2 separate regions of the Homo sapiens genome follow, and region 1 is linked to region 2. A link is a loop called in an ENCODE intact Hi-C map of the cell type or tissue named here. Cell type or tissue: heart right ventricle. All regions are shown on one strand. Links, peaks and the distances in the headings refer to the core of each region. The heading gives the core; the rest is flanking DNA.

Region 1 (16,744 bases), core at 630-3,129, 140 kb after region 2:
TTTTCTTTTCTTTCTTTCTTTTTTTTTTTTTTGAGACAGAATCTTACTCTGTCACCTGGGCTGGAGTGCAGTGGCACAAACATGACTCACTGCAGCCTTGACTTCCTGAGTTCAAGCAACACTCTCACCTCAGCCTCCCAAGTAGCTGGGACCACAGGCATGCACTACTACACCCGAGTAATTAAAAAAAAAATTTTTTTATTTTGTAGATACAGAGTCTCACTGTGTTGCCCAGGCTCTTCCTGTATTTTCTATATTAGTATGAATTCATGCATTTGTATTTTTTTTAATGGGCTTTCATTTAATATAATTATTTTCCTGCTGAATTTTTTCCAGATTTGGACACATAAGACATTTTCAAATTGGCTCCTGTGGTTTTTTTTTGACATTCTTATCATTTTTGAACCAATTCCTTACTTTCTGCCATAATAAGATATGGTTCATCTTATACTTTCTGGGTCCCAGGCTGGAATTAGTCATTTCTCCAAAGAGCACTGGTTCTTTTCAATGAAAATTGTAGTTAGAAGTCAAAATCTGGGCACGTTTTCATTGCTTTTGGGAGGTGATTACTTCTAGGATTTCTCAGAATACAGTGCTGAGAAATATGTATGTATGCACACATATGCACACCTATACCCTTAATCTATTTCTTTACCTCTCTCCCTCTTTTAAAATATATACACTAAATGTCATATGTTAAATATCTAACTACAGCTCATTTTCTTTAGAATGAAAGTATAGTGTCAAAATGCCGTGTTAAAAAGTTGTAAGTAGATCTCGGAGATATTGCATGTTTGGTTCCAGAACCACCACAATAAAATGAATATCGCAATACAGTGAGTCTTATAAAGTTTTTGTTTTCCCAGTGCATATAAAAGTTACGTGTACACTATACTGTAGTCTATTAAATGTGTAATAACATTGTGTCCAAAAAAACCCAATGTACGTATTTTCATTAAAAAACACTTTATTGGTCGAGCACGGTGGCTCATACCTGTAATCCCAATACTTTGGGAGGCCGAGGTGGGTGGATCACTTGAGGTCAGGAGTTTGAGACCAGCCTGGCCAATATGGTGAAACCCCATTTCTATTAAAAATACAAAAATTAACTAGCTGTGGTGGCATGCACTTGTAATCCCAGCTACTTGGGAGGCCGAGGCAGGAGAATCGCTGGAGCTGGGAGGCGGAGCTTGCAGTGAGCCGATTGTGCTACTGCACTGCAGCCTTGGTGACACAGCAAGACTCCGTCTCAGAAAACAAAAACCAAACAAACAAAAAAACAAAAAAGCTTTATTGCTAAAAAATGCTGGCAGTCATCCGAACCTTCAGCAAGTCATAGTCTTTTTGTTGGATGAGGGTCTTGCCTCAACGTTGATAGCTGCTGACTGATCAGGGTGGTGGTTGCTGAAGATTGGAATGGCTTTGGCAATATCTTAAAACAGGACAACAATGAAGTTTGCCACACTGATTGACTGTTTTTTTTTCATGAAAGGAAAATACTCTGCTGCTGCTTTATCAGCTAAGTTCATGCAATCTTCTAAACCTTTTATTGTCATTTCAATAATGTTCACATATCTTCACCAGGAGTAGATTCATCTCTAGAAATCCCTTTCTTTGCTCATCCATAAGAAGCAACTCCTCATCCATTCAAGTTTTATCATGAAATTGCAATAATACAGTCACATCTCAGGCTCCACTTCTAATTCTAGTTCTCTTGCTATTTCCACCACATCTGTAGTTACTTCCTCCACTTGTCTTGAATACCTCGAACTCATCTATGAGGACTGTAATAAACTTCTTCTAAACTCCTTTTAATGTTGATTTTTTTGACTTTGTTCCTTGCATCACGAATGTTGTTAATGGCATCCTAGAATGATGAATCATTTCCAAAATGCTTTCAATTTACTTTGTTCACATCCATTAGAGGAATCACTAACTATGGCAGCTATGGGCTTATGACACATATTTCTTTCTTTTTTAAAAAAATTTCCAACTTTTATTTTAAGTTCAGGGGTACATGTGCAGGATGTGCAGGTTTGTTACATAGGTAAACCTGTGCCATGGTGGTTTGCTGCACAAATTATCCCATTACCTAGGTATTAAGCCCAGCATCCAGTAGCTATTCTTCCTGATGCTCTCCCTTCTCTTGCTACCCTCAGACAGGTCCCAGTATGTGTTGTTTCCCCCATGTGTCCATGTGTTCTCATCATTCAGCTCCTACTTACAAGTGAGAACCTAAGGTATTTGATTTTCTGTTCCTGCGCTAGTTTGTTAAGGATAATGGCTTCCAGCTCCATCCATGTTCCTTCAAAGGACATGACCTCGTTCCTTTGTATGGCTGCATAGGGACTCCATGGTGTATATGTACCACATTTCCTTTATCCACTCTATCATTGATGGGTGTTTAGGTTGATTCATGTCTTTGCTATTGTGAATAGTGCTGCAATGAATAAAGACATGCATGTGCCTTTATAATAGAATAATTTATATTATTTTGGGTATATATTCAGTAACAGGATTGCTGGGTCAAATGGTATTTCTGCCTCCAGGTTTTTGAGAAATTGCCATACTGTCTTCCACAATGGTTGAACTAATTTACACTCCCATCAACAGTGAACAGTATAAATGCATTCCTATTTCTCCACAACCTCGCCAGCATCTGTGTTTTTATTATTTTTTTTTTTTTTGGTTTGTTAGTAATAGCCATTCTGACTGGTGTGAGATGGTATCTCATTGTGGTTTTGATTTTCATTCCTCTAATGATCAGTGATATTGAGCTTTTTCTCACGACATATATTTCTTGAATTAAAAAACTTGGAAGTCACAATGAATTCTTGATCCATGAACTGCAGAATGGATGTTGGGTGAGCCAGCATGAAAACATTAATCTTCATGTATGTCTCCATGAGAGCTCTTGGGTAACCAGGTGTATTGTCAATGAGCAGTAATATTTTGAAAGAAGACTCTTCCTGAGCAGTAGGTCTCAACAGTGGACTTAAATATTCAGTAAACCATGCTGTACACAGATGTGCTGTCATCCAGACTTTGTTGTTCCATTTATAAGAGTAATTCTTAAGGATTTCCAGAATGATAAATGAACATTGGCTGCAACTTAAAGTCATCAGCTGCTTTATCTCCTAACAAGAGTCAGCCTGTCTTTTGAAGCTTTGAAGCCAGGCATTGACATCCCTCTATCTATGAAAGTCCTAGATGGTATCTTCTTCCAACAGAAGGCTGTTTCATCTACACTGAAAAATCTGTTGTTGAGTGTAGCCCCCTTCATCAATGATCTTAGCCAGATCTTCTGGATAACTTGCTGTAGTTTCTCCATCAGCACTTTCTGGTTTACATTGTACTACTATGTTATGAAGATGGCTTCTTTTTTTTAAACTCTTAAGCCAACATCTGCTAGCTTCAAACTTTCCTTCTGCAGCTGCCTCACTTCTCTCAGCCTTCCTGGGATTGAAGAGAGTCGGGGACTGGCCCTGGATTAGGCTTTAGCTTAAGGGAATGTTTCGGCTGATTTGATCTTCTCTCCAAACCACTAAAACTTTCTCTATCTCAATAAGGCTGCTTTGTTTTCTTATCATTCATGTGTTCACTGGAGTAGTACTTTTAATTTTCTTCAAGAATTTTTCCTTTGCATTCCCAGCTTGGCTAGCTGTTTGCACAAGAGGCCAAGCATTTGACCTGTCTCAGCTTTTGACAGGCCTTCCTCACTAAGCTTAACCATTTCTAGCTTTTGATTTAAAGAGAGAGACATGGGACTCTTCCTTTCATTTGAGCACTTGGAGGCCATAGCAAGGTTATTACTTGCCCTAGCTTCAATATTGTCCTGTCTCAGGGAGTAGGGAGGCCTGAGGAGATGGAGAAAGACAGGGAACGGCTGATCAGTGGAGCAGTGAAAACACACACGACATTTATTGATTAAGTTCACTGTATTATATGGGCATAGCTCATGGTGCCCCAAAACCACTACAGTAGTTACATCAAAGGTTACTGATCACAGATCAACACAGATATAATAACACTGAAGAATTCTGAAATATTGCAGGAGTTACTGAAGTGTGCTACAGGAACATAAAGTGAGTACATGTTGTTGGGAAAATGGTGCTGGATAGACTTGCTTGAGTCAGGGTTGCCACAAACCTTCTGTTTGTAAAGAACACAGTATCTGGAAGTGCAATAAAGGGAAGCACAATAAAGTGAAGTACGCCTGTACTTGAATTGCCCTTTCCTGCCCCTACGCCCTCCTGCGTGTTTATGTTATTCTTTTGAAATATAACAAGGTTCATTTGTTTTAGTTTGCACTCCCTCTTAGGAATAAAATGTATTCGTTGTTATTTTATAAATATTAAAACATGAACATGGTAATTGTCCAAGTGATAAAAATGATAGGGAAGTATCACTTCTCCCAAGTTTTCCATCTTCTTTCTATCTCAGGAGTATGTTTTTTTAAGGTTTAAATCTGACTGTGCTCCCCTTTGTTTAAAACGCTGTTATCACTTGTCCCAAATCCTGGAAGTGTCTGTATGATGTGACCTGCCTGATTTCTAGCTTTGTCCTGTGCTGTGCCCCTCCTTGCTCATTGTGCATACAAACGTTCTTTTAGTTCTTCGAATGATGCTACTCCTTGCTTTCTTATGACCTTCTCACATACTACACCCTCTACCTGCAATACCTGTTTCCTCCTCTTATTAACTGTGTTAACAGCAATTCACACTTTAGGCCCAAATTAAATGCCATTTTCTCAAGGAAACCTTCTCTGTCCTTGTCTCTTCTTGCCCAGTGAAAAATACAGTAGATTAGATCTCCCTGTTATTTTATCCTCACAATGTTTCCTGCGTAGCACAGATCACAGTTTGCCATTATAATGCTTATTTGTTTGATTACTTTTTTTTTTTTTTTTGAGACAGAGTCTTGCTCTGTTACCCAGGCTGGAGTGCAGTGGTGAGATCTTGGCTCACTGCAACCTCTGCCTCCCAGGTTCAAGCAACTCTCCTGCCTCAGCCTCCTGAGTAGCTGGGATTACAGGCATGCGCCACCATGCCCGGCTAATTTTTGTATTTTTTGTAGAGATGGGGTAGATGGGGCTTCATCATGTTGGCCATGGCTGGTCTCGAACTCCTGACCTCAAGCGATCCTCCTGCCTCAGCCTCCCAAAGTGCTGGGATTACAGGCATGAGCCACTGTGCCTGGCCTGTTTAATTACTTGAATCATGGCTATCTGGTCCACCATGCTGTAGGGTCCATGTACAGCAAATATTTGTTGAATTAATAAATGAGGAGTAGAAAAAACTGTGAAGTTTCATATGTTTATTGTGGCACTATTCACAATAGCAAAGACTTGGAACCAATCCAAATGTCCAACAATGATAGACTGGATTAAGAAAATGTGGCACATATACACCATGGAATACTATGCAGCCACAAAAAATGATGAGTTCACGTCCTTTGTAAGGACATGGATGAAATTGGAAATCATCATTCTCAGTAAACTATCGCAAGGACGAAAAACCAAACACCGCATGTTCTCACTCATAGGTGGGAATTGAACAATGAGAACACGTGGACACAGGAAGGGGAACATCACACACGGGGGACTGTTGTGGGGTGGAGGGAAGGGGGAGGGATAGCATTAGGAGATATACCTAATGCTAAATGACGAGTTAATGGGTGCAGCACACCAGCATGGCACATGTATACATATGTAACAAACCTGCACATTGTGCACATGTACCTTAAAACTTAAAGTATAATAATAATAATAATAAAAAAAGAAAAAACTGTGAAGTTTAAGTTAGTATGTAGTTTCAGAAAATAGATGACTTCTTATTTGTAGATATTTGAACTGATTCACAGATACTTTAGTTTTGTTCACAAATTTGTATTTATTTGTCCCATCGTAGTTGTACGAAATCTCTGTGGCCTTGCATACTCCACAATGGAAAGTTGAGGTCTGATTGGCACATTCTAAACCATACCTTTTACATAACAAAATTAGAGGAAAAAGAGATACTTAAGAACAGAGGGGCAGGTAAGTGAAATAATTACGGTATTTTCTTATTGCTAAGTATAGGAAGCAGACAGAACAAAGTGAGAAGAAAGCTATTGACATAACACACATCAGCTATTTTGCTATATGACTGAAATGCCTTTTCATTGTTTTTTCCATGTTTTCCAATATGTTTGCAAATATGCTTATAGATTTTGTTTTTGTTTTTGCTTTTTTTTTAGGTGGAGTTTCTCCCTTGTTACCTGGACTAGAGTGCAATGGCACAATTTCGGCTCACTGCAATCTCCGCCTCCTGGGTCCAAGCGATTCTCCTGCCTCAGCCTCCTGAGTAGCTGGGATTACAGGCACCCACCACCACTCCAGGCTAATTTTTTTGTATTTTTAGTAGAGATGGGGTTTCACTCTGTTGGCCAGGCTGGTCTTGAACTCCTGACCTCAAGTGATCTGCCCGCCTTGGCTGCCCAAAATGCTGTGATTACAGGTGTGAGCCACCATGCCAGGCCTTTATAGATGTTAAGACAGAATAAATGCCTTTAATTTATATGATTAATATGTATGATTTAATCCATGATAAATCAAAGCAACCGTTCCATTTTAAAAGATCAAGTTAGGTTAAGTGCAGAAGAATTTGACTGAGAAGCTATGGGAGCTTAAAGATTCATGGCCCTTCTTTCCATGGCTCATTCCAAAGTCCTGGGAAGCACCCTAGCAAGATGTTCACACAACCATCTAATTTTGTAAAATTTGCAAACTTTGAGCTGCAATTGGTTAAGATTGCTGCTTCGCTCAGACTTTCCCTCCTCATGCTTACCCTGGTGTCTGGCATTTGGGGGATGGAGTTGGCAGTCACTTCTGTGTGTAATGAGGCATTTCTTCGAAAGAATCACTTCTAGAAAACTTCTGCTGTTCACCTGGCATTGTGACACATAGGGGCAAGACCAAAAATCATGTTGTGATATGAGTGTGTCCCAAAGCACCCAGCCCTGAGGTATGCGCACAGTAGAAAAGAAGAAATGATTTAAAAAGATGAAGCGAGAACTAGTCTGTGGAAAATTCTTCTAATCTTCAGAAATGTGGAATTAGAAGCAGAGAATTCCCTTATCATTACTTAAGCAAAATGGCTATTCTTTCCTCTCAGGAATATACTTAATAATGCAGATTGTACAGAGGTAAATACACTATATTTTTTCTGTTGTTGGATGAGAATCATGCAAGATAAAATTTATCTAATTCCTGTGTTCATACTTTATAAACTCTAGGAGTTTTACAAATAGCGATCATGTCTCTTGGCATACTGCAGAGTACTTCCCAATATGTCAGATCACTTACAGTGTCTGACATATTGTGTCCTTATAAAGTTGAGCAGTTATTAGCCAGGTGCAGTGGCTTAAGCCTCTCATTCCAGTTACTCAGGAGGCTGAGGCTGGAGGATCACTTCAGCCCAGTAGTTGCTAGCCTGGGCAACCTCGAGAGACCCTGTCTCAACAATAAAATAAAAAATAATATAAAATAAAGATGAGTGGCTCTAGATGAAACAGCACACAAAACTGCTAACAACGCAGCAATACACTGAAAATAAGTGCTCAAGTGACATAATTCTTACAAACACCCATCAACTTAGTCAATATATGTAGTATTGGAGTAGTTTGATTATACATTTAGGTAGCTCAATATAATATGGCAATAATTTAAAACTGTATTTGAATTCCTCTTGTGTTACACTTAATTTTGTATGGTTTTCCAGTGTATGAAGCCAAAAAATAGGGAAAACGCATCTATTAGAGAGGTTTATTGGGCAATTAATAAAATATTATGCTATTTTTCTGTCTTAAGTGATGCTTAATGTATGTATTGTTTTTTTAATTGTATTTTGTTGCAATTTATTTTCTGTTTCCAAACATATATTCATTTTTGTTTCTAATTTTTGATATGTAAATTTTTGTTGTTTTTCTTAAAGGGTACCTCTTCAAGATGGACCACTTCAGGCCCCATAAAACTTGACTCCCTGTGGTTAGATAAATTAAAAATGTTTCTGTCCTGTGAAAGCTGGGTATAGTGAGCCACCTTTTCCAAAGTACTCAGACAAAGAAATGGTTTTTCTGTTAATTATCAAGATAATTAAACACACACACACATGCACACACACACACACACACACACACACACACACTGCCCTTCCTCAGCTTTGTTCTCCAATATTTACCAGATAATTCTATCCGTTTTGTGTGTGAGTTCAGCTTCCATTTATGTTGTGTATGTTTGAATTATAAATGAACAGAAATTGAACTATAACAAAAAGGAAGAACTTTTAACCACCCCATCCTTCCATGATGGGTCTTCTGAAATTTCCTTTGCCAAAGGTAGGCAGCATCCTCCAGAAGAGAAGTCGGAGCTTTAAGCCAGCTCAGAAAAACAGGGAGATGGAGCAGGATCGAGGACTCAAACAGAATAAGTGAACGTTGGGAGAATCCTACATTATAGAAATAGATAACTCTCAGTATTGGTTTTAAAAATATGGCTAGATAACACCATGCCTGTAGGATACAAAAGGCAAATACATAGCTAGAGCTTATCAGATGCCTAGGAATAACCCATTGAATACACAAAAGCAAAAAAAAAAAAAATCACTGACTTTAGTTTGAGAAATTATAAGAGCCAGAGGCTTAAACATCTATGTAAAATAAACAAAGGAAATAAAAAGAATAGAAGACAAAAGATCAACTGAATGGAGGGCATATCATTAGGTGGGAAGCTCTCTTGAAATTATTTGAAAAGAACAATTAATTCTCTCCTGACAAATGTGCCATGGGAAGCCAAGGCCTCTGGTACTGCTCCTGTTTTTCTCTAGCCTCAGATTTTGGTCTCCCTGCCACGACGCTCATATATCTAGTGAGCAGAAACATTGTTCTTCCATAATTCCCACAGAGGCTTTGCGACTGGATCTCTTTGAGGCTACTACCTACCTCTCCTTTTGGGGCTTATTTATTTCTGCTTAGGTACAGCTGGGAGTTGCAATTTCCAACCGGCAGCTCAAGTGTCTAAAGCTCTTTGATGTTTTCATCATTGCAGAAAAATTAAACTAATCCACAGATTATGAAATACATGCTAGAAGAGCACTTGAGAGAAAAGATAAAGAAAAATCCCCAAATTGAGAACAGAGTACAAAGTGCTAAAGTACTCAAGTGTTGTTGAGAACTCCAAAACAGCATAAAAGTCTACCAAATACAAACTCCTGAAACTTCATCATTCTCTCTTACACATATTTTTACTATCCTTTGGAACTTAAAAAAAATACGATTGTTTAGCATTTTTGACAGCCACCAAGCGAACAGAATAAAATGTAAAATTCAATTTCAAAAAATTGATAATTCTGAGCTGCATTAAGAAAGAAAGTATTTTAGCAAAACATCCCAAAGTCTCTGCTCTACAAGTTACCTCCTCTGGAGAGCTGTAATAATATGACCTGTTCTGCTGAGTGTCATGTGATGCTTGTTTTGAAAATATTTTGCATTTCTTAGATGAAGGGCACGCTTTAACACTTCAGATTACAATAACACGGCGTTACATTTCAGCTACTTCAATTCACATCAGTCTCACAATTTGGCAGAAACATTTTTCATCCAATCTGCATTTGTTCTGGTCACCCTGAGAATTCTATTTTTAGAAAAAGGTCTTTAAAAAGGAAGCACAAACACAGAGTTTTAAAAGATATTATCTTGAAACCTATTCATGTTTTTCAGATTTCTGTCCTATGAGATGCTAGTTAATTTTTACGGAGGGTCCTATCTTGCCTGAACTGGAAAAGCAAAAAGGGAAACAAAAGAAAAAGCAATATAGAACAGTAAACTCAGGGAAATCTTTTCTCTTCTAACTCTTTCAGGAGTAGAGAAAAAGTAAGGGTGGAGAATTATTTGTAGGATTATATTTCATATTTTGATTTAAATTTTACAAGGCCTGTTTATAGAGAAAGAAAAAAAAGACCCTGACTACCCTGAAATGCTTATTAAATCTAACAGCATACCTGCTACAGATTAAATGCCAGTAGCTCCTTGACTCATAACACTTTTGACATCCCAATATCTCTCTGCACCGAAGTATATCACTTTTATTGCAGTAAATCAGAAAAACATGGGAGTTTGACACACAGGTTGGTTAAAAGCAAACAAACCTAAACAATTAAACATTTTTTGAGAAAAAACTTTGAGCTTGCAAAGCTTACGACACTTGTCATAAAACACAACCCTGATTCTTTGATAACTGCGTGCATCACTGCTTAAAGAGCACTGGAATGGTACTTTCAGTGGAATTTTTAAAAAAGAAATCTTACCTTGTGATCTCAAAAGAGTAAGAAAGCTCTCTTTTGCTAAAGGGAAGTTCTTCTAGACAGATACTTCACCATAGTGAGGTATTTATTGTAGCTCATTTTTATGAATCCAGCAGCCTCAGCTCAGAGGCATTTTTGGAGAGGCTAGAAGAGGGTCCAGTTAAGGACTCGGACCTGAGGCAGAGGGGAGACTGGTGAGGGAATCAACAGCTGAAGGTGCAGCAGCTAGTGGAAAGGAGCTTTATTTGGGAAGACACTGTTCTCCTGGGAGGCCAATCAGGCTTATAGTGAACGACTGTGGAATTTAGAGGCTTGTGAATGTGGGCAGGCATCAAGGCAGGTTTCAGAAAAAGGCTCCAGTCCTGTGTCGTAAATGGAGGGCAAAAGGGAACCCTGAAACTGTAGCCAGAACTTGGCCCTGGACGATAGTGCTGCAGTGGGCAAATCTGTGGTCTAGCGGCCTGGGACATGCCAGGCAGAGGACATCAAACTTAGAGCAGGAAGATTGATTTCACACTCTGCCGCCTGGTACATCTGAGCCAAGCCTAGTTCTATATAGAACCTGCTCAGGCTAGATTCATCTCTGGAGCTTCAGCTGTTGGTGTCAGGGCCTGCAACTGGGAAACTGGAAGAAGTTTCCGATAAGTCCACTTGTTTCGTCTCTCCCAAGCCACTTCTGTATTATTCTGATCTATTTTTCACCAAGAAGTCAGAGAGGTCCTTCAAAATGTGCCTCATCATTTGACCCCAAACCTGTTCAAATTCTGTCAATGTATTCCTTAGGACATTAGGCTAACACCAAACCTTAACGTGGCCTACCAATCTCAGTATGATTGAGCTTTCCTAATTCATCTGGCCACTCTCCCTATTAATTTCTGCCCTTCAGCCATAGTGGCCTTTTCCCAGCTGTTTAGTGCCCATGCTCCAGCTTTACACTGTCTACTCTGCCTGAATTTCTTTTCCCCACTCATTTGCTGAAGAAGAAACTTGTCCTGCAGCTCTCAAGCCAAAAGTCACTTCCTTATGGAAGTGGAGACTGGGTGAAGTAAGATTTCTTTCATTTTCAAAGCAGTTATCACAACAGTGATCAAATAATTAAGTGTATAATTAGTTGCTCAATGTTTGTCTCCCCTGCTAAGACTGAAAGCTCTGCTAGACTAAGACCACTTTGATGTTCCATTCCACTGTACACTCAGTGCCTACCGATTAAAGACCTTTTGCAAAGTAGGTGCTTAGAAAATAGTTACTGAATAATTGAGTGCATGAAATAAGGGATGAGCATCTCACTATCACATCTTAAATCACAATGGGATCCTTTCTGCACATTTGCAAGGCTGGCCCACTGTAAGGATCAGTCTTGGCCAAGCATTCTATCACATGACATTACAACAAAGAGTGTAGCTTAACAACAAAATAAACCATATCGATGGCTTGCTTCATTTACTAAATTTATTTTTCCCAAATTCTTTTCTTAGAGTTGGACTAAAATTGTTTTTTAGAGAATGAAGGAGAGAGAACAAAAGAGGCAACAAAATACCTCATCAGTCTTCAGGAATGGATAAATCAAATTGAAACCAGCCCAATTCCCACAGAGCTGATATTTTTGGATTTTTTGAATAAACATAGAAATTGGTCCTCCAGGTCTTAAAACATGAAACTTACATTTGTCTTATCTGAGTTCCATCCTCAGGAAACCAACCCTCAGGCAAGGGACTGAAACGTACCAAAACACTACACCCAGACAATGAGATGCCCGACCTCCCATTAGTCAGGATTGCCTCCTTTCCCCTTCCTAATTCCTGTTTTCCAGCACGTACTTACATTCCTCCTCCTGATACATAAAGCCCTCAATTTCAGTTGGTAGGGGAGACAGATTTGAGACTGATCTCCTATTTTCCTGGGCTGACATCGCATGAATAAAAAGGCTTCTTTCCTGGCAATCCTCCTCTCACTGATTGGCTTTCTGTGTGGCATAGCAACGACCTCACCCCTGGTGTTTGGGTAACAAAATGAACACTGTGTTGGTGGCTTTTTCCATGTTCAATCATGAGCTGCTAAGTTTAAAGTAGCTTTCCACAAAATCGCATCAGTCAACAAACTGTTACTCTCATCAACCTAGAAGCTTTGGAATGTTATAAGAGGCCCTTATCTCACCTCCCTGTGGTAATATTGGAGTTGAAGTGCAGCAGCTGACATTGTACCAGTCCACAAATGGAAAAGGAAAATGTGTGCAGGGTTTCCTGACAACTCTGCTCAAACACTGTCAAAAACTACTGCATGTGATGTAGGAGTTGCAAATAGCTATCAATTCAAACTCTAAAATATCTCTTGAATCTGTTCTCTCTTCCTACTTCTGTTCATATCCCTACTTTCACTACCTTGATTTGGACCCTTTGTCATTCCTTGTCTGGGCTATTTTTTTTTTTAAGACAGAGTTTCGCGTTGTTGCCCAGGCTGGAGTGCAGGGGCACAATCTTGGCTCGCTGCAACCTCCACCTCCCGGGTTCAAGTGATTCTCCTGCCTCAGCCTCCCAAGCAGCTAGGATTACAGGTGCGTGCCACCATGCCCAGCTCATTTTTGTATTTTTAGTAGAGATAGGGTTTCACCATATTGGCCAGGCTGGTCTTGAACTCCTGACCTTGTGATCCACTCTCCTCTGCCTCCCAAAGCGCTGGGATTATAGGCATGAGCCACCATGCCCTTCCTGTATGGGCTATTTTTAACAGTTGTATGTTTTTTCTACCTTTTACGTTTTCTTTCTCTAATCTTTTCCCCACCTTGCAGCCAGAATTAGCTTTCTAAAATATAAGTACAGTCATTTAATTTTCTTAAAAAATTTCTATGACTCTTGTTTACATGAGTGATTTTAAAACTTAAAAATAACAACTAAGCTCTTCTTCCAAGTTGAAAATCTAAAAGAGATACATAAGAGAGAAGAAGTGCAGTGAGGTGGAGTGGTGGGGGCGGTGTGCAGAAACTTGACCTTTTGACCCACCCTGTGCTTCCATTAGGGCACTTTTGGGAACCTAAAAGTCTATTGAATGAAAAATAGCTGGCCTCATAAAAGCCAGTCTCTTTGGACAAACATCCATGAGTCTTCATAATCTGACCACACTTCATTCTTCCAACATAACCTCTCACTAGGGGTTACATAATCCACCCACTCATAATTCTCCAGTACTCCCATACTCCATGTGTTTTCATTCATTTCTACTTGGCATATTCTGTTAGTGCTGCTTGGAAAGGTCATACTCTGTTGGACAATTTCGGACTTAGTTTGATTAAAATCCCTTCTGGAAGTCTTTTCAGACTTCCCCAATCAGAACTGGTCTCTCTCCACCACTCAACTTTGGCTCTGTACTTAACCCCATCACAGCACTTAGCACATTGTATTGTCTGTCTTCCTACTTGATGTCAGAAAATATTTTAATTCATCTTGATAAAAGTAGTGTCTTCCTAACACAATGCCTGGCTTATAGTTATGCATTTGCTGAATGCAAGTTGATTTTATCAGGCTTTCTCAGGAAATAAAATTCCTAGGGATGGATTCAATATAACTTTTTCCTCACCACCATGTCCTTCCCTATCACAAAACATACCTACACACTTAAGATACTGTTTTTCTTTTCTCCCTGATTTTAAGTGTGATATTATGATTTACAATAAGAAGTATATACTAGGTCTTTGTAGTTTCCTGGCACACAGCTCCTATGAGTCTTGGAATTTGAGAAGTGGTTGGTGTCTTTTGTGTGCTAATGAGATGATTGGTGGCTGGGGCTCCTGGAAAGTGTCCAGTGGGGGCTTGTTGCCAGGGTGAACCAACCACGTGATTACAAGGTTGAAACTTTTAGCCCCACCTCCTGACCTAAGGGAGGTGAGAAGAACTGGAGATTGATTCAATAAGCAATGGCCAATGATTTAATTAACGATGCCCAGTGAATCCTCCCCTAAACCTCAAAAGGAGAAGGTCTGGGGAGCTTCCAACATAAAAGTGCTGAAAGGGTGGCACATCTATTGGGGGCATGGAAGTTCCACATCCCTTCCCACATACCTGAGCCTATGCATCTCTTCTATTTGGCTTCCTGAGTTGGATCCTTTTTATAATAAATGGGTAACAGTAAGTAAAGTGCTTTCCTGAGTTCTGTGAGCCGCCATAGCAAATAATCAAATCTGAGGAAGGGGTCGTGGGAACCTCTGATTTACAGCCAGTTGGTCAAATTACAGGTGATAACCTGAAGTATCAAGTGGTAGTGTGGGGCAGTCTTGTGGGAGTGAGCCCTTAAAACTGTGGATCTCCAGGTAGATTGTGACAGAAGCTAAATTGTAGGACACCAGTTGGGTCTGCAGAGAGTTGGAGAATTGCTTGGAAAATCCCACTCGTCTGTTGTCAGAAGTGAAGACATTTGAATACAATTATTATGTATCAATTTTAAAAAGACACCCTTTCTGAAAAGAAATAGATGTTTTAGAAGATGATGTAGTTTGGCTTTGTGTCCCCACCCAAATCTCATCTCGAACTGTAATCGCCACGTGTTGAGGGAGGAACCTGGTGGGAGGTGATTGGATCATGGGGTGGTTTTCCCCATGCTGTTCTCATGATAGCAAGTGAGTTTTCATGAGATCTGATGGTTTAAAGTGTTTGGCAGCTTCCCCTTCCCCCTGCTGCCATGTAAGATGTGCTTGCTTCCCCTTTGCCTTCCACCATGATTGTAAGTTTCCGGAGGCCTCCTCAGCCATGTGGAAGTGTGAGTCAATTAAACCTCTTTTCTTTATAATTTACCCAGTCTCAAGTAGGTCTTTATAGCAGTGTAAAAATGGACTCATACAGAAAATTGGTACTGAGAGAAGTGGGGCACTGCTATAAAGATATCTGAAAATGTGGAAGTGACTTCGGAACTGGGTAATGAGCAGAGGTTGGAACAGTTTGGAGGGCTCAGAAGATGACAGGAAGATGTAGGATAGTTTGGAACTTCCTAGAGACTTGTTGAATGGTTTTGACCAAAATTCTGATAGTGATATGGACAATGAAGTCCAGGCTGAGGTGGTCTCAGATGTTGTATTAGTCCATTTTTTGCACTGCTATAAAGAAATACCCAAGACTGGGTGATTTATAAAGAAAAGAGGTTTAATTGACTCACAGTTCCCCATGGTTGGGGAGGCCTCAGGAAACTTACAATCACGGGAGAAGCAAAAGCAGACATGTCTCACATGGTGGCAGGTGAGAGAAGTGAAGTGCAAGCAGAAGAAAAACTGCCACTTTTAAAACCATCAGATCTTGTGAGACTCACTCACTATCACAAGAACAGCATGAGGGAAACTGCCCCCACAATCCAATAACATTCCATTAGGTTTCTCCCTTGACACATGCAGATTACAATTCAAGATGAGATTTGGGTGAGGACCAAGAGCCAAATCATATCAGATGGAGATGAGGAATTTATTGGAACTGGAGCAAAGGTTACTTTTGCTATGCTTTATCAAAGAGACTAGTGGCATTTTGCCCCTGCGTTAGAGATCTGTGGAACTTTGAACTTGAGAGAGATGATTTAGGGTATCTGGTAGAATAAATTTCTAAACAGCAGAGATTCAAGATGTGACCTGGCTGTTCCTAAAAGCGTTAAATCATATGTGTTCACAAGGAGATGTTCTGGAATTAGAACTTATGTTTAAAAGGGAAGCAGAGCATAAAAGTTTGGAAAATTTGCAGCCTGATCATATGGTAGAAAAGAAAAACTCATTTTCTAGGGAGAAATTCAAGCAACGAGCTGCAGAAATTTGCATAAGTAAAGAGAAGCTGAACGATAACAGCCAAGACAATGGGAAAAATGTCTCCAGGGCATTTCAGAGATCTTCATGGCAGCCCCTCCCATCACAAGCCCAGTGGTCTAGGAGGAAAAAACGGTTTTGTGGGCCAGGCCCAGGGCCCTGCTGCTCTGTACGGCCTTGAGACATGGCGGCCTGTGTCCCAGTTGCTCCAGTTCCAGCTGTGGTTAAAATGGGCCAAGGTACAGTTGGGTCATTGCTTCAGAGTGTGCAAACCCCAAACCTTGGTGGCTTCCAGGTGGTGTTGGGTATGTGGGTATGCAGAAAACAAGAGTTGAGCTTTCGGAGCCTCCATCTAGATTTCAGAGGATGTACGGAAATGCCTGGAAGTTCAGGCAGAAGTCTGTTTCAGGAGTGGAGCCCTCATGGAGAAGCTCTACTAGGGCAACGCAGAGGGGAAATGTGGGGTTGGAGACCCAACACAGAGTCCCCACTGGGGCACTGCCTAGTGGATCTGTGAGAAAGGGGCCATCATCCTCCAGACCCCAGAATGGGAGATCTACTAACAGCTAGCACTGTGCACCTGGAAAAGCCACAAGCACTCAACACCAGCCCATGAAAACAGTCTCAGAGGCTGTAC
Region 2 (16,744 bases), core at 6,610-9,109:
TGGTCTGACCCATTAGTAGATAATGAAATGCAGTTAACAGGATGTTTGCTACCAGTACTTTAAAATAACAAAACAGAAGAGAAGGTATAGGTGGTAAAGGGAAGAAAGTATTTTCATTTTAGTATTATATAAAGTGGACAGTGGGTCATCCAATAATATTTATTTCTTATTGCGAGTCATGGTCAAAAAAAATTAAAATAAATGACATAAAATACCAAATATGTTTACATCATAGGAAACTAATTAGTCACCACACTCGTCCAGTTAGCTGCCAGCTCATGTTCCTTTTCCAACTTCTCTTTTGCATGCCCTTTAAATAGCTAGGCTTCACTGCTCATTTTGTTTTCACACTGATATTTTTAAATTCCTGTGAAAATTGGCTCTGGCTCAGTTGCTTTTTTCCTAATCTCAGTTCTGCTTATCTTGAGAGGGCTGAGAATAGGAAAGTCTCTTCTCCTTTGGGACAACCCATTTAAAACACACCTAATAGTTGTCTCACAAGAGTAAGGCAAGCAAAAAGAGGAAGATCAGATAGGGAACTTGCAATAACACTGAGATAACTGAAATTTCTGGCTAAATGAATCATCTTCAGTTCTCCAACATGCTAGAAATGATTAGATATGCTGGGCTTTCAAGGTTAATTTTTAAGTCTAGAATGTCCAAGCAATAACTATATTTCCTACTAAGACTTTTAGATTGTTATCACTCATGCGCAGCATGTAAAGCTCTCTGATTTCATGATGAGGGCCACACATGTAGTACACATCTTGAATGCAATCAGTTATCTCTCAGCCTTCTCTCTTGCAGCACCTGGCACAGTGCTTTGCATTAACCTGAATAAATGAGTATTTTTTAAAAGAAATTATTTGGGGAATTGAAAGACCAAAAAAGGAAATATTTATCCAACTGATAATTCATTTACTTGTTTGCAATGCTTCAAGAGAAAGGCATTATTATCCATAAGGAAGTTTTCCTAGCTTTAAACCAGTATTTCTATCCCTGAAAATATAATTACCAGTAAATATAACAAAATATTTCCTAAAACTTTTTAACAAGATAAAGGAGGATTTCAAGATTGGGTTTTTTCTTTCAAAAGGTGAAGTGAAGCTGACACTAAGAGTAAGAGTTCAAAGAGTAAGACTCAGCTGAATAATAACTTTTAAAATATACGACACAAGGAGGAAATGAAGAAGCGCACGTTGTAAGCAGATTTTAACAATTAATAAAGAAACAAATTAATGTCTTTGGAAAAGCACAGAAAAGCAAGTAACCAAATTCCACTAGAATGAGATCAAGAATAGAAAGTGGGGGCATTAAATCACAAAAGCTCTAATGAAAGGAAAATTCTGGCTGTTCTCAAAAGAGCCCTTTTCTAAGCAACATTCTCATTTTTATTAGTTTTTCAGAAAGGAGTTATTTATGTCAATAAAATTTTAGCAGTTATGTCACCCTAGTCCTTATCATTGGTCTACACAAGACTTGAGAGCAGTCTGTTTAATGGTCTGAATAGCATGAATATGTTGATATGAGTCAAATTTATTTTCCTAACCCATTCCTGAGTTGCAGACTGGTATACCAAACTTCCTGCCTGAAATTTCCATTGGCTTTCCCACAACCATCTCAAACTTAACCTACCAAAAACGAATCTCTTGTTGATCTCCCACCTTCAATCCACAACTCCTCCCTGACCCCCTGCCCTTTCCCCCAAAAGAACAAATATTTTTTCCCATTTCTAAGCATGAACTCTCCACTCAGCTGCATGAATCACAGGGCTGCAATTTATTCCTCTCTTCTAACCCAAGAAATCCTATGTAGTCTATCTGCAAAATCTCCACTTCAAATGGTCTACCTTCCTCCATCTCTGCTGACACTTTCTTCATCTATTTACCATCTTTCTTCATTTAGACAAACGCAATAGCTTCTTAACTATTCTCCTTGTTTCTACTCTAATTCTCACATCATTTAATTCTCCAAAAACTGCCAAGACTTCAATGAAGCTACTTGGTCCTGCACAGTGTGGCCCCGGTCCCCCTCACCAGCCATGGCTAGGGGACCCCATCTTGCTTGCCTAGTTCCAGGCACACTGGGTTCTTTTAGACCCTGTGAGTGTCTTCAGCCTAGAAGATTCTTCTCTGGTAAACTAAATATATGTCCAGTCTCAGGTTCAACCCATTTAAACACACTTTATTGACCTGTGTAAAAACTTGACTAATGTCTATCTTTGCTCTATGTTGACAGCTGCAAGAATTCAGGGACAGTGCCTGTTTTATTCATCACTGTAACCCCAAAAGTTACCAGAGGTCTTGGTGTATAATAAAAGCTCAGTAAACATTGGTCATTGAAAGGCTTTCTTTTACATCGAATCCCATTTACCATTAAGTATATATAATGCCTTTACACATAAATTATAAATGCAAACAGACAATGACAAGGTAAAATAAAAAATGAATTTAATTTGAAAAAGGAATAGAATCTAAATCAACATAATATGTATTATAAATCTGTTCTTTTGTCTTTAGGGATTACAAGTTTATTAATACAGTACTTTCATAAGTTGAATCTGCAAAATAAGACCTTAAAGGTAAACAAGCATCATGGTCTGATACAGTTATTCCGTTGAAATATTTACTCTAAGTTGGCCATTGCCAGAAGCATCAATAAAATTTCAGAACCAGAAACATCATTTCTAATCTAATATGATTGAAATCTTTATATGAAAGACAGATTAATGAAATTTTAATGTTTTAAATTCTTATCTTCCTATATTTTTCTTTCTCATACATTCATTACACTAGAAGTATAATTTTTGTCTTTTCAAAGTGAAAATAACATGCTGATCTGAAAACAGATTTTATTTATGAAAAAAATGTATTAAGGTAGGATGAAAGAAAGAGGAGGGAAATAACAATTTTGGGGGAAGGTAGGAGCAGAGAGGATTGGTAACTTTAAATTGCCTCTCTAATTCTACTTCAAAGTCCTTATGTCCTTAATGTTAAAGTAAAATTCTAGTCTGGACACTTCTTTACACTCAACTCTATTTGTACCTGCTCTTGACAACCTAGTAATGTTCAAACCTGCATATGTGTGAAGTGGCCACACTTTCCTTACCACCCAATTGACTTCATTTTTTTCTATTTTTCATAATGACCTTGATGAGAATGGCAATGTTCTGACAGGTGGCAGACCAAAAATGGTTTTCATTGCTTGAAGAAAAAAACACAAATATGTAAGTAATTTGTCAAAGAATCTTAGCAAACAAGTAGTCGTTTCTGTGAAGCTTGGTCAGCCACCACTTACTAGGCACTCTATCAGAAGAAATGTTTCTCACCCAACTGGGAAAGAAACATAAATTGAAACAGATCACATTTAAAAAATATTAAAATGGTCTAGTTTCATTTTCATAAAAATATGTTCTTGTATGTTACCTTTATGGGTTCTACACCTCAGTAAGGTAGAGACACTCATTCATCTCAATTACCATTCTTTTCCTACTTCTCTAAGTGTTCCATTTAAAATCATCAGATAGGAATACAGAACTTATCTATATTCTGGTCCCCTTCCACACTAAAAAGATCTGACTTTTATATCCAGTAGGATATTGCAGAAATGGCAAAACTTGACCTCTGAGCTAGGTCACTGAAGCCCTTGTGGCTTCTCTTTGCTTTCTCTTGCATCACTAACTAGGGGTAAAGCCAAGCACCATGACTGACGAACTGAAGCCACCTGCTAACAACCTGGATCAACCTGGAAACAGTTCCTCTAGCCCCAGACAAGCCTGCATCTTAACTGTAATTAAGACTAACATCTTAACTATAATCTCCTAAGAGAACCTGAGCCAGAACCACCCAGCTAAGTCACTTACATAATTCCTGACTCACAGAAACTGAGATATTAAATACTTACTGTTGACTAAGACACAATATTTCCTCAGTTTTCATTCACCATGTGTACTACCAATTAAGTTCAGTGTATCTAGAAATTTTAGATTTAGATAGGAAAACACTTTGCAATCCAAACCTGGAGTGCAAAAAGTCAGATCTAGACATAGCAAAAGCGGGCTTTTGGAACTTCATTTGTAAGACCTCACATATGTTAACTTGTTTCTAATGGCCAGAATGCTACTAGACAAGGCACTTTAGAGTACTGATAAAGACATTCATATAGAAGATGCTCATTACATGCTTGATACATCAGTGAACCAATAAATGCAGGTGGAATAAAAGAAACTATAATGCCATAGGTGGTTAGAGTCATAGGACACACATCTTTGTAATTACTTATTTACAACATCTCTTTCAACCACCAGAGGGCAGAAACAGCATATTGTTATTCCTCGACCTTCTGATTTAACAAAGCATTTAGAAGGAATAAAATATAAATTCTGCCCAAAGAGAAAGGAATGTTTCTTAATAAATAGGAAGCTATTAAATTCTGCATACAATGCCCAAAAAAGCTTATAGATGAAAGCTCAGTTAGAATATAGGACTTCAAGGGGTGGATACGAACCATAAATGGTATTCTAAAAAAGGAAGAAAGCAAAAAACAAGAGGTTGAGAGCTTTGGGTCAGTTTCAAAAAAACATGACCAGAGGGAATGTAGACTGGACTCAATTTCAATCTAAACTTTTTACTCTTACTCCATTTCTTCTAGCTACTAATTAGAAAGTAGTTGGCATTATTCTATAGAAGAAAGTAAATTTGGTATACTAAATTCGAGCTTATTTTCAGTTATTCACGTTATTACCATCCAACTTTCTTGTTCTATTTCATCAAAACGAACATCATTGTGAACCTGCCAGGAGCTACATCTACTGCCAAGTGCAGTGACCAGAAAGAAACAATCACCCTCACTGTGGCCAACCTAACTTAGAACTATTATCTGACTGCAGATGTGACAATGTCCTTTGATATTTTATTATATATCAAGTACTTCCCAACTGCTCTGTTATTTTTAATGGTACCACCCATCAAACAGTTTATTGAATTATATTTCTATATATCGTCATTTTCTACTGAACTGAAAGCTTACTCCTAACAAAATTAGCACAGCCATTTTCCTTTTTTCTTCAAGTTACCTAACTAAGCTAGAGCCAGGGACAACTAGCCTTATTATTAGTATTTTATGGGACCTCTGGCAAATTACGTTGTATCTATGGGTTTATGGTCTGAGTCCTAAGACATGTATGTGGTTGGCAAGTATATTTATAAGCCTAGAGAGACAGATAACAAATGAAATGCAATCCAAATATTTCACAAAGGATATTCTTATGAAAGAGACTGAAGAAGATAAATGTGTTAATTCTTGATTAATCCAAAAGGCATTAATAAAAATATCCCATCCCCTCAACTACAATAAATAACAAGATTTTATATGTATGTGTGTGTTATTAATTAGTTAATGGCTATCCTTGGAACAACTTGATCTTCATTACTTTTTGTTTCATTGGGCCCCTACAGATATGGAGACTCCCGAATCATTTGCATTCTTTAAGATATGTTAAGTACACAGGCATTCTTCATGGGAATGGGACTCTTCCAGCCTCAAATAACAGAAAATCCAATTCAAATTAGCTTAAACAAAAGGAGGGAATGTATTGGTTCAATTAATTTAAAAGTTCAGGAGTAGATTCAGGAATGGCTAGATCCAGAGACTCAACTAATATGATAAAGTGTGTATCTATCTGTCTCCGTTCTTTACCTCCTACTCTTCTCTCTCCTCCTCCCAGGCCATCCCTACCCCTCCTCTCTCTGTCTTTCTCTCTGTTATTGCCCCATGAGGACAGCTCTAGGCTGACATCTTTACAGCTTCAAATCCAACATAAGACATTCTCGTTCTCCAGAGCTTAAGGAAAGTCCCAGGATCTAGTATTACTGGTCCAGCTTACATAATGTGCACACCCTGGTCAATGACAGGATCAGGAGGTATGGAACAAATACTGACCAGACCTGAGTATAATAACAAGTACTGAATAAGGAGTTTTTCTCCAAGGTAAATGTGAGTTAGATTCTCAGAAGAAACAGAGGATGGACAGGGCACAAAAGAAATGTACGCCATCTCTGTATCACAGTTTCAAAGAGGTCCATTAATCTCCTCTCCAAAGTGAAGAACCAATGTTAAAAGAAAAAAAAAAAAGGTATAGAGAAGAAGTACATTTCTAAAATGTCGATTTAAATCTAACCCTGCACTATATTGCTCACAAGTAACTGATACCTTAATCAAATACAGTGCCTTACTCTGCTTCCTCAACTTGTAAGCACTGCATTTGCCTCCACCGACTATATAACAATCACTTCTTGAAGTACTGTTTTGTCTTCTGACTGTGGCTTCCAGGACCTGCATTAGCGGAGTTCTACCTCTCTGATTTTTATAGGTATTCCCCAGTGTCCTCTCCTCTTTTTCTATCTTATCACTTCTATTCAAGTAACTCTCAAATATTCATTTCCAGGCTAAAAATTCTTTGAAAAATTCCATTCCCGCATTTTTAAAAACCAAATGTAGATCTCAAAACCTATAGCCACACCCAAAATATTCAAAACAAACATCACTTATTCTCTTCAACAAAATTAGCCTTTCCTACCTCTCAATCTATCTGTGAAATGATCTGATCATTCAGACATTCTGTCTTCCATGAAGACTTCCTTCCCCTCTCTCTTCACAAGACAGGGGTATGCTTTCACAGCACCCTACTCACCGGCACAGTACTTATCCCATTTCATTGTGATGACTAGCTTACTTACTGAGCTCTTACACGAGAATATAAACTCACTAGCAAGGGCATAGCTGTATCTCACATGTACATCCTACATCCAAGTACAAATAGCCAGTACATAAAAAGTCCCCAGCAAATGTTTAATGAGAAAGGGGCAGAGGGATTCATTTTTATTAAAGATCTGTCAGCCATAAAACCAGATTTTTGGGGGTTTACTATTCAAATAGACTATGGCTTGATAAATAAGGTCTAGGCAACAAGACTGCTACCAAAATTTATACAGCAAAAAGTCAGGGAATAGAATGAAAATTTAAAAATCACTACTTTCTTCTTATCTTTTTCATAGCCATTCCCCGAGGATTTTTAAAATTACTTTTAAAATAATAATAATAGATATTAAACACTAGGAAACTTTGTTCCTCCAAAGGACTAAAAACAACAGTCCATCCATAGGCACCAGACGTGGTTTCTGTAGAGGCCTTAACAAATTTTTCCTTATAAGACCAGGCACAGTGGCTCATGCCTGTAATCCCAGCACTTTGGGAGGCTAAGGCAGGTGGATAATCTGAGGTCAGGAGTTCGAGACCAGCCTGGCCAACATGGTGAAACCCTGTCTCTACAAAAAAACACAAAAATTAGCTGGGCGTGGTGGTGCACACCTGTAGTCCCACCTACTCGGGAGGCTGAGGCAGGAGAATCGTTTGAACCTGGCAGGCAGAGGGTGCGGTGAGCCAAGATCACGCCACTGTGCTCCAGCCTGGGCAATAGAGCAAGACTCCATCTCAAAAAATAAAAAAAGAAAGAAAATAAAAAAATTTTCCCTTGTAAGTATCAAGCAATCCAGCTGCTGTTCCTTGAAACACCAAGAGATGGCCTTTTGGGGCAGAGCAGACTGAGAACAACTAACTCAATCATTGAAACCCAAACCACTTGCTTCTCAGTGACATGCCTCTTAACATTAAAGTGTCGTTACAATCTGAATTTTGGTTTGAGAAATTCATTATTATCGGTTTCTGTGACACTAAACATACTACTTAATATTCTACATTTTCTCACCTGTAAAATGATAATACTAATAATTATCCCACAGGGTTGTTGATAATAAGTGAACATGTAGGAAAAGTACCTAAAGCACATTTGGTGCTCATGAAAGAGAATATGATAACAGTGGCTCTCTGGCACTCAGAGGAAACTAAGGTTTGCTGGCTTCACTAAGCTGACACCTCTTTCCAGAGTCAGCTGATAATGATAACAGCTTTCTTTAATCTATACAAGGGAGATACTATTTATACTCATCTATCTATCTATGTAAAATACAATAATATTTCCTTTTCATGACTCCTTAAGTTGTATATAATTTTAAACAAACTTGCACATTGAATTCATCCTTGCTGTTTCCCCCACTCTCCTTTTAATCTCCTTTAAGTTAACCATGTTTTGGTGTTTATTTTCACTAGTGGTTTTTAAACTTTAATTAGCAACAGCTCTGTTTCATTGCTCTTCAGAAATTTAACTTTCAAAAAACATAAACTTGTTTTGTTCATCTGTGACGAAATGACAACAGCTTTGTTTTGTGGGACGTTTAAACATTATTCTCTTTGATTTTCTTCTTAAGACTGTTCACACTGACACCAAATAGTTGCAGTCTGTGTTGTTTTAGTACATTACACATAACCTTAGAAACCTTATCCTATTCAGTCTGGCATTTGACAGCAAATAAGAAAGTTAAATATGCTGTATTTCTAATATTATACTTGTTGGGTTCAGTACTTATACTTATTTTTGTTTATTTCTAAGCAGCAGACAAAATGTTTCTGGTATTTTATTTCTTCTCCATTACTTCTGTATAATTCTGACGGCAATAATGCAAGGCAACATTAATTCAATGTAAAGCAGGCACTAGAAATATGGTAAGGGAGAAGAGGAGGGTCTAGTCAATGCTACTTCGTCTTGCTATTGTTAGAGTACTCAAATTAAAAGTACATTTCAACTTCCATTATTAACTATAAGCAAAATTACAAATAACATGGACATTTTCCTAAAACCACCTTGGTTCCATTAAATTTTGTCATTCATTTTAAAGTTCCCATATACAACACCTTTGCAAGAAACTGAAGCTTTTCCTTTAGGAAAGGATTGATGGAAAGGATTAATCTATGAGAATACAGCACAATCAAAACATCAAAAATGCCAAAACTGTCTCACTGGCAATAATAAAAGAAAGAAAGAAATCGCTTGGATGCGAAAAAACAATCTGCTTCACAGCTCAAATTCTAGAAATGTAAAGAAAAAGTGCCCTCATCTGGCCAAACAAAAAACTTAAAATTTTAGGAGCATGTGTTAACTCTTGCTCAAGACTAATTTTCTGGGCTTTAATTGGTATATAAATAAGTCTTAAAAAGTAAAAATAAATAATAACCCAACAACATAAATTTTTGCTGCCTTTAAAAAACATAACTGTTTGCTGCTAAAAATAACTACTGAAACCATAAGATAGAAAGCAAATTATGTAATATATAATCTCTTGAGAGCAAGGACTATGTAGCAGTAATCATCTTTGAGCTCACCCAGATCTAGACACATAATCCTCAGTTTTATTTCTGATGAAGCTAATGAATGTAGTCGAATTGCAGTTGAATACAAATTGTCCCAATCAGCAAAAACATCCTTGACATTACCCATTACCTTACCTTAGTTGTCTTAGATTAATAATTTGTTCTCTAAGGGGCTTTTTTTGAGTCAGAGTCTCACTCTGTTTGTTACCCAGGCTGAAGTGCAGTGGCGCGATCTCGGCTCACTGTAACCTCTGCCTCCCAGGTTCAAGCACTTCTCGAGTCTCAGCCTCCCGAGCAGCTGGGATTACAGGCGCCTGCAACCACACCCGGCTAATTTTTTGTATTTTTAGTAGAGACGGGGTTTCACCATGTTGGCCAGGCTGGTCTCAAACTCCTGACCTCAAGTGATCCACCCGCCTAGGCCTCCCAAATTGCTGAGATTACAGGCGTTAGCCACCATGCCCAGCCCTAAAGGGCTTTTTAAAATATCAAAATAACCAATACAGCCACATTAATGTTTTTTCAGCATCACCTTTTACTATATTGAGTTAGTGGTATAGTAAGACTTCAAAATCTTTATTTCAATGCTATACAATTATTGTGCTTTATTCAACAAGAGATTTCAAAAACTTTAAAAGATAACACATTTTAGGTACTGTTGTTCTACTTCATTTAATCACATTATTTTCCTTTAATAATCTTATCTTAGTGCTAAATTTAAGTTCCTTTACAATCTAAGCAGAATTCAATTCTAATTCATACCAGTACTGGTCTGTGGCTATCCAATGTGCTATAGTCTTCCATTTCGTTATACCTAGTTCAGGTCATCTCAAGTAAATAGTGAAATATTACTATAGAGTTCTTTTTAATCTGATATTTTCCATTATATTAGAGAATCAAAATTGATTTTTTTTTTTTTTTACAATTTCAACTATCTGCCTATCCATGTGAAACATATAAAACTTTAGAATGGTGGTTCTGAATGCTGACTGTGCACTGTGGAGTTCTTTAAAAACAGATCCCCAGGCTCCACACCAGAGGTGTCTGACTTGGGTCTCGGGTGAGCTTAGGCTTGAAGCTGTGGCTGATGTTTTTTAGGAGCCGTAGGTGCATATAAAGCACAGTCTCAGGAATCGGCTTTGGAATACAGTTTAAAAAAAAAAAAACACTATATTTTTCAAAGATATATATTTTTTAAATATTTATATTACTTCTATAACAAACAATTCAGTTTTAAAAACTCATATGACCAACATATTTTAAATCACCATTGTATTGCATGGGTCTTTAGAAATATAATTGCAACAATCACTGTCAATTTTTTTGGCCAAATAATTAGTCATCATATTGGTGAATTTCTAAAATATGCTTGCAGATGTAAAATTATTTGTGCATCAAAAATAATAACAAGGTGCCTTTTAAATACCATTAATCCACAGTATCTGACAAAATTGTTCCCTATCTGCTTATTGCCAATTTAGAACTTCCTGGATTCAACCACAAGGCAAATCCCCCTACATTTTTATTATTTTTCTGTGTGAAGTACCCCAGATTTCATATGCCTCAGCCCTGAGGATGACTCCCCTCATGGGTTAAATAGAGGGGTTTTCTGCTGGGCCTGCAAAACAGTCTTGAGAATGAAAATACCCTTGATTACTGTCAAATGACCTAGTCTTTCAGAGTAAAAATTTAAATCCCAACAGTGATTTAAAGTCTATATTCAGCTGTTAATCCCTTTATAGACTCAAAGAGCAGACACGCACAATAAACCTCTAAGCTGACAGTTTGAGATTTGCTTACTACCGCTGGCATTTCCGTGCTCTAAAAAATAATCACCAGCATACTGCACCTTGATACAAGGTACAAAAACTAAGTATCATTAATCATGTGTGTGTTTTGAGAGCAGCCTGAAAGACTTTTGTTTACAAGTCTTTTCATATAAATTTATCCTGTTAGCCAGGCGTGGTGGTGCATGGCACATGCCTGTAGTCCTAGATACTCAGGAAGCTGAGACAGGAGGATATCTTGAGTCTAGGAGTTGAAGTCCGGCCTGGGAAATATAGCGAGACCCTTTCTCTTTAAAAAATATTTTTCTAATTTTTTTTCAGTGTCTCTAATTTTTAGCTAAAAAAGGTTATTATTGTGTGTCTTTACAAATGAGAGGCTAACTTTCAGCTACTTAATTAACTCACCTGTAATTACTGCAATAAACCCACCTCTCCCCCATATACCAGGGAAAAATTTACGCTCTAAACATTTATATTTAACTAACACTTCACTGTTTTAGTTTTTTCTTTTTTGAGACGGAGTTTATCTCCTGTTGCCCAGGCTGGAGTCCAACGGTGCAGTCTTGGCTCACCGCAGCCTCTGCCTCCCGGGTTCAAGCGATTCTCCTGCCTCAGCCTCCCGAGTAGCTGAGATTACAGGTATGTGCCACCACGCCAGGCTAATTTTGTTATTTGTTAGTAAAGACGGGCTTTCGCTCCATGTTGGTAAGGCTGGTCTCAAACTCCTGACCTCAGGTGATCTGCCTGCCTCAGCCTCCCAAAGTGCTGGGATTACAGGTGTGAGCCACCACGCCCGGCCAACACTTCATTCTTTTGTTCAATTGTTTTTTCAGGTTCCCCTCCAGTCCTTAGCCTTATGCATAAATTCATAAAACTGAGATCACAGTGTGACACAACTGTTTCTTCTGTTTCAATATAAATAATACATACTGTTAAACAGAGGCCCTAACAACAACCTATGGGATCAAAAATGGAATAATAAAAAGAGCATTAAACAATTGTTATATAAAGCAGCCAATTTCACATTTTAAAAAACTGCAACTGAAAAACTTATTTCCCAGTGCAAAGGAATTAAATGTCTCGCATAAAAACATAATGTAATCATGTATGACTCAGGAATTTCTGAAAGAGGTAATGTGCATCTGCAATGAAAATAAAACAAATGCAGAATCTCTCCTCCTTTACCCTAAGCACTTGGTTTCTAATCCCAAGTAGAATAAACCAACTAGGACATACATGATTTCTAGGTTTCAACAAATTAGACTGATATATCCAACAGCACTCCACCAGCCACTATAAATATTTCTACTTCTACTACTTTGTGTTTTGAGAGTTGTTTGTTTTTTATTTTTGTTGTTGTTTTAAAGAAATCAATCCACAGACATCACTGCATATTAGCCCACAACTCCTCTGTAGAGATTAAGGAAACTAACGCCCAGTAAGGCAGACTAAGGACACAATAAAAGCAATGAAGTCATGAGCCGAATCTCAGTTTTGCCATTTTCTGCCCAGGACAGATCTCTATCAACCAGAAAAATCCTGGATCTCTCACTAGAAAGAGGTAAGCAGGTTCTCAAAAGCTACGGAGTATTATCATTCTACATTTTCCCAACACTGTCATATTTTAACTTATTTCATTTTATCAATGTTATTACTTCAATCATGAAAACTAAGGATAAAATTAACTACCTACTTGGAAAACTGCACGCTCCACTTCGTGTAGCTGCAATGCTGCACCTGTCTCTCTAACTTGTGACTTCTTTTATTTTCTACAAAATTATGCTGGCATAATCCCTGAATATGCTACTGTCTTTAATGATGGGATCAGTTTGATGTTTCAGCGATGTCTCCTGCATTTACCTAGGGAATAATGAATTCTGAACAAAATATAATGTACAAGAGAAAAATCAAACCAATTTCTGTGTTGTACTCATTTATAAATATGTGGCTTGCTACCAGTGAATGCATCCTCAGTTTTTTTCACGTCACAGCACACAAAGGAAATGACAATACTTGGGCAGCACACTGGAATAATAGACCAAGGAGATTTCTGAAACGTGGGTGGGGGTGAGTGCTCAATGGTTCCAGAAACCTAATCACAGCACACCAGGAGCCGTGGAAGTTGTGTGCAGGAGTATGAAGATGATGACACTAACATCACAGCCTTAACTGCCATAAGGAACAGTATGCTCAATTTCAAAGCTAGAGTTTACATTTCCACAGTGAACTCACAGAGCTATCCAATTAGTCACACAGAAGCTGATCATCAGCACTGGCTACATCACAGAAAAGTAATCATGGCAGAAAATATTCCTACCACTAGAAAGCCAAATCAAGTATTTTTGAGTAGGGAAATCACCTCTTACTGATCCGTAGAATTAAAAATGCACCTATAAATTATAACTTATTGAAGTAAATAAATACATAGCACAGGCCTGATTATCCTCAACTATAAACTGGAAATGGGGCATAAAGGAAACCACTACTTGGGCATGCCATAGTTCAAACAGGCTCCAGGTCAACTCTTGGTGTGCTTTAAAATTATTATGATCATTTGAGCAACATTACCAAAAGAAGAGCACAAAACTTCTTCCCGAAGGACAACACGGCACTGTGGGTGTATTAGATGTGTTGCAGTGGGAACTGATCCAAAGGCTTTGACCCTTTCAAAATGAAACTCGTCTGCATAACAACTGCTTAGCCTCCCTCATCCTTAGTTTCCCTATCTATCAAATGAAATATCATCTTCCTTATATGTTCTGTTATGAGGATTACAGATAATACATGAAATCTGGTTTCTACCACGTGTCTGGTAGTCATATGCACTCAAAAAGAATAATTGTAATCACTAGTACTATTTTGTACTGTATTTTTAACACATCATTAATTATCACATCTCTATGTTCAATATTTTTAAAAGCTACATAAATAACAATGTATCGTATTCTTGGAAACTGATAAGAGACATTTTAGGTGTTCTTACCACAAAAACAAAAGATAAATATGTGGGCCCTGCGTGGTGGCTCACACCTGTAATTCCAGTACTTTGGGAGGCCAAGATGGGTAGATCACGAGGTCAGGAGATCAAGACCATCCTGGCCAACATGGTGAAACCCTGTCTCCACTAAAAATACAAAAATTAGCTGGGTGTGGTGGTGCGTGCCTGTAATCCCAGCTACTCAGGAGGCCGAGGCGGGAGAGAGACTCGCTTGAACCAGGGAGTCAGAGGTTCCAGTGAGCCAAGATCGTGCCACTCCACTCCAGCCTGGCGACAGAGTGAGACTCTGTCTCAAAAGAAAAAAAGATAAATATGTGAGGTAATGCATATGCTAATGAGATTGATCTGGCCATTCCACAGTGTATACATATTTCAAAACATTATGTAGCATATGATATATATATTATTTGTCAATTTAAGTAAATACAGAAAGTTAAAAAAAATGCCTTATGTCTCAAAATAAGAAGGTGATTTCCTCTTCAGTTTTCTTTCCTATACCTAAGCTTCTATCAAGGAAAACACTTCAGTTTGGTACAAGACTTAATACCTTTACAACACTTGCTAATCTCTGTTAATGAAGAGAAAGGCAGGCATGGTGGCTCACGCCTATAGTCCCAGCTACTTAGGAAGCTGAAGCTGGAGGACTGCTTGAGTCCAAAAGTTCCGGGCTGCAGCATGCTATGCTGATAGCGTGTCCGTACTAAGTTCAGCATCAATATGCTGAACTCCTGGGAGCGGGAGACCACCAGATTGCTTAAGGAGTGGTGAACTGGCCCAGACTGGAAACAGAGCAGGTCAAAACTCCTGTGCTGATCTGATCACTAGAGGGATTGTGCCCGCGAACAGCACTACACTCCAGCCTCGGCATATAATAAGGCTCCATCTTAAAAAAAAAAAAAATTACTTATCTACTTTATTTATTTTAAATAATAGAGACAGAGGGAGGGAGGAAGACAGAGGGAGGGAGGAAGGTGGGGGGGGGACAGAGAGAGAGAGAGAGAGTGTCTGGAGAACTCCCTCCAAAGCTATACAACATTGTATCTTGTTATCTCATGGTTTAATAAAATAAGTCAATTGTTAGACATTTGTGTTATATTCACTTCTCACTATTTTGAAGGTTATTTAATTTTTTTTAACATCTAGACCCAGAAACAGAATTACAGAATTCAAAAGGGATTACCTTCTGGCTTTTAATACGTATTTCTTAGGCAAACCTATCTTCCTGAATGAATACTGAGGTGTGGGGTACAACCCGGGCAGAATCCTATTGATTGTGAAACTTTGTTGGTTGACTCCCAATATACTTTAATTGTATCTTGGTACTAAATATGTTTGTTTAAGAGAATTTAAATTATAAAGAAATCAAGAACAAACTTTTCAAAATTATTTCAAAATAAGGGAAAGATTTCTTCAGTCACAGTTACTAAGCAAAAGAGTTTCAACAATGTTATGTACACTTTACTGTTTCAAATTTTCTTAACAAAGCTAACACATGTGTATAGTGCACATATAAATTTTTTTCCCACAACCTACAAAGGATTTAAAGTGTAAAAGAAAATCTCTTCCACTGCATCCACATCAAAACCCAATAAAACCTGGAAGTAATTATTGCTAACATTTTCTTTTGTGTCCTACCAGAATTTTTATATAGAAAAGCATAAATAAAAACTTTATTAGTATATAACATGCTTTAAAACTTGCTTTTTTTCTCTTAATATCAGATGTTAGCACATACAAATCTATTGCTACATATATTCTACTGTTCCATAATTTATAAAACTGAAAAAAGTCTGGTTAATTTCTATTTTTGCTATTTTGTATGTGTTGGGTGTATAAACAACATTTCAATGGCCATCCTTAAAAACAATATGCAAGTTCAACTCAATATCAATACTGTACTATTAAATTTGCAGGATAAATCTCCAGGTATAGAACTGATGAATGAGCATTTTATATTTGACTATTTTCACAGTTTACACTCGATCAGTAGTAAAAGAGAGTTAACTATTTCCCTCTGCCTTCACTAACATAGGGATATTCCCACATTGAAATCTTTGCCAATTTGATACAGGAATAAGATACCTCATTCCAGCTGTCTTCTAAAAAATTGGCCATTTATGTTTCTTTTTGTCTGACTTTCACTGTTCCCATTTTTTATTCACATTTCTTATTAGCTTGATCATTATTTTCTTAATGGGAATCAACTATGTTAAAATGCTACATATGCAAATAAAATTTCTCTCACTACAAAACAATTTTGAAGACTGGCTGTAGTTTCCCTGTGTTGTATGAACTGCTTGTTTAGATTCTTGAACTTATTCATCTAAATCCAACAGAGATGACTGCATGGAGATTTATGTTTACATACATAAATCTATTGTACAGATAAAAATACAACCAAGTGGCCCTCTAGTATGGAAGAGGCTAACAAAGACACAGCATCATGTAAATAATAAAAGGCTTAGGGTAAATCTAATTCTGGTCTCGGCTCTGCTACAATAAGCTGAATAACCTAGGTGTCACCTTAGCCCTCAAAGTATCAGCTCATCGGTCAGTAAAATGAAAAAGTTGGGCAGAACGGTCCCTACGCCTGCTTCCAAGTGTAAATCCCACGCCTCTAAGAGCTCGCAATGTTTTTCTTAGAGCATGAAACACCTATAGGACAAAATGAAATAACTGGTTATTATGAAGTAAA

The links. Peaks named below come from ENCODE experiments on the same cell type or tissue, not always from the same donor. Only the 100,000 strongest peaks of a DNase experiment are listed, where the experiment ranks them.
Region 1: a loop joins it to region 2, with 4 times the contacts of the local background. A loop is called at or near these places in 16 of 110 quality-filtered maps.

Annotation. Positions count from the first base shown.
Region 1 is chr12:19,032,518-19,049,261 of GRCh38, reverse strand. LOC107984527 (a long non-coding RNA gene) reads right to left here and starts at 12,433. Exons shown (of 2, transcript XR_001749033.1): 1 at 12,162-12,433. RefSeq lists a silencer at 12,133-12,427. In heart right ventricle, for the core only: no CTCF peak of the experiment used is centred there; no DNase peak of the experiment used is centred there.
Region 2 is chr12:19,174,481-19,191,224 of GRCh38, reverse strand. The region is part of intron 3 of PLEKHA5 (pleckstrin homology domain containing A5); the gene reads right to left. It also overlaps the pseudogene RN7SL459P. Among named protein-coding and RNA genes, the nearest start is that of PLEKHA5, 53 kb to the right of the region's middle. In heart right ventricle, for the core only: CTCF peaks have their summits at 7,578 and 9,015 (motif pointing left); no DNase peak of the experiment used is centred there; H3K27ac peaks cover 2,408 bases.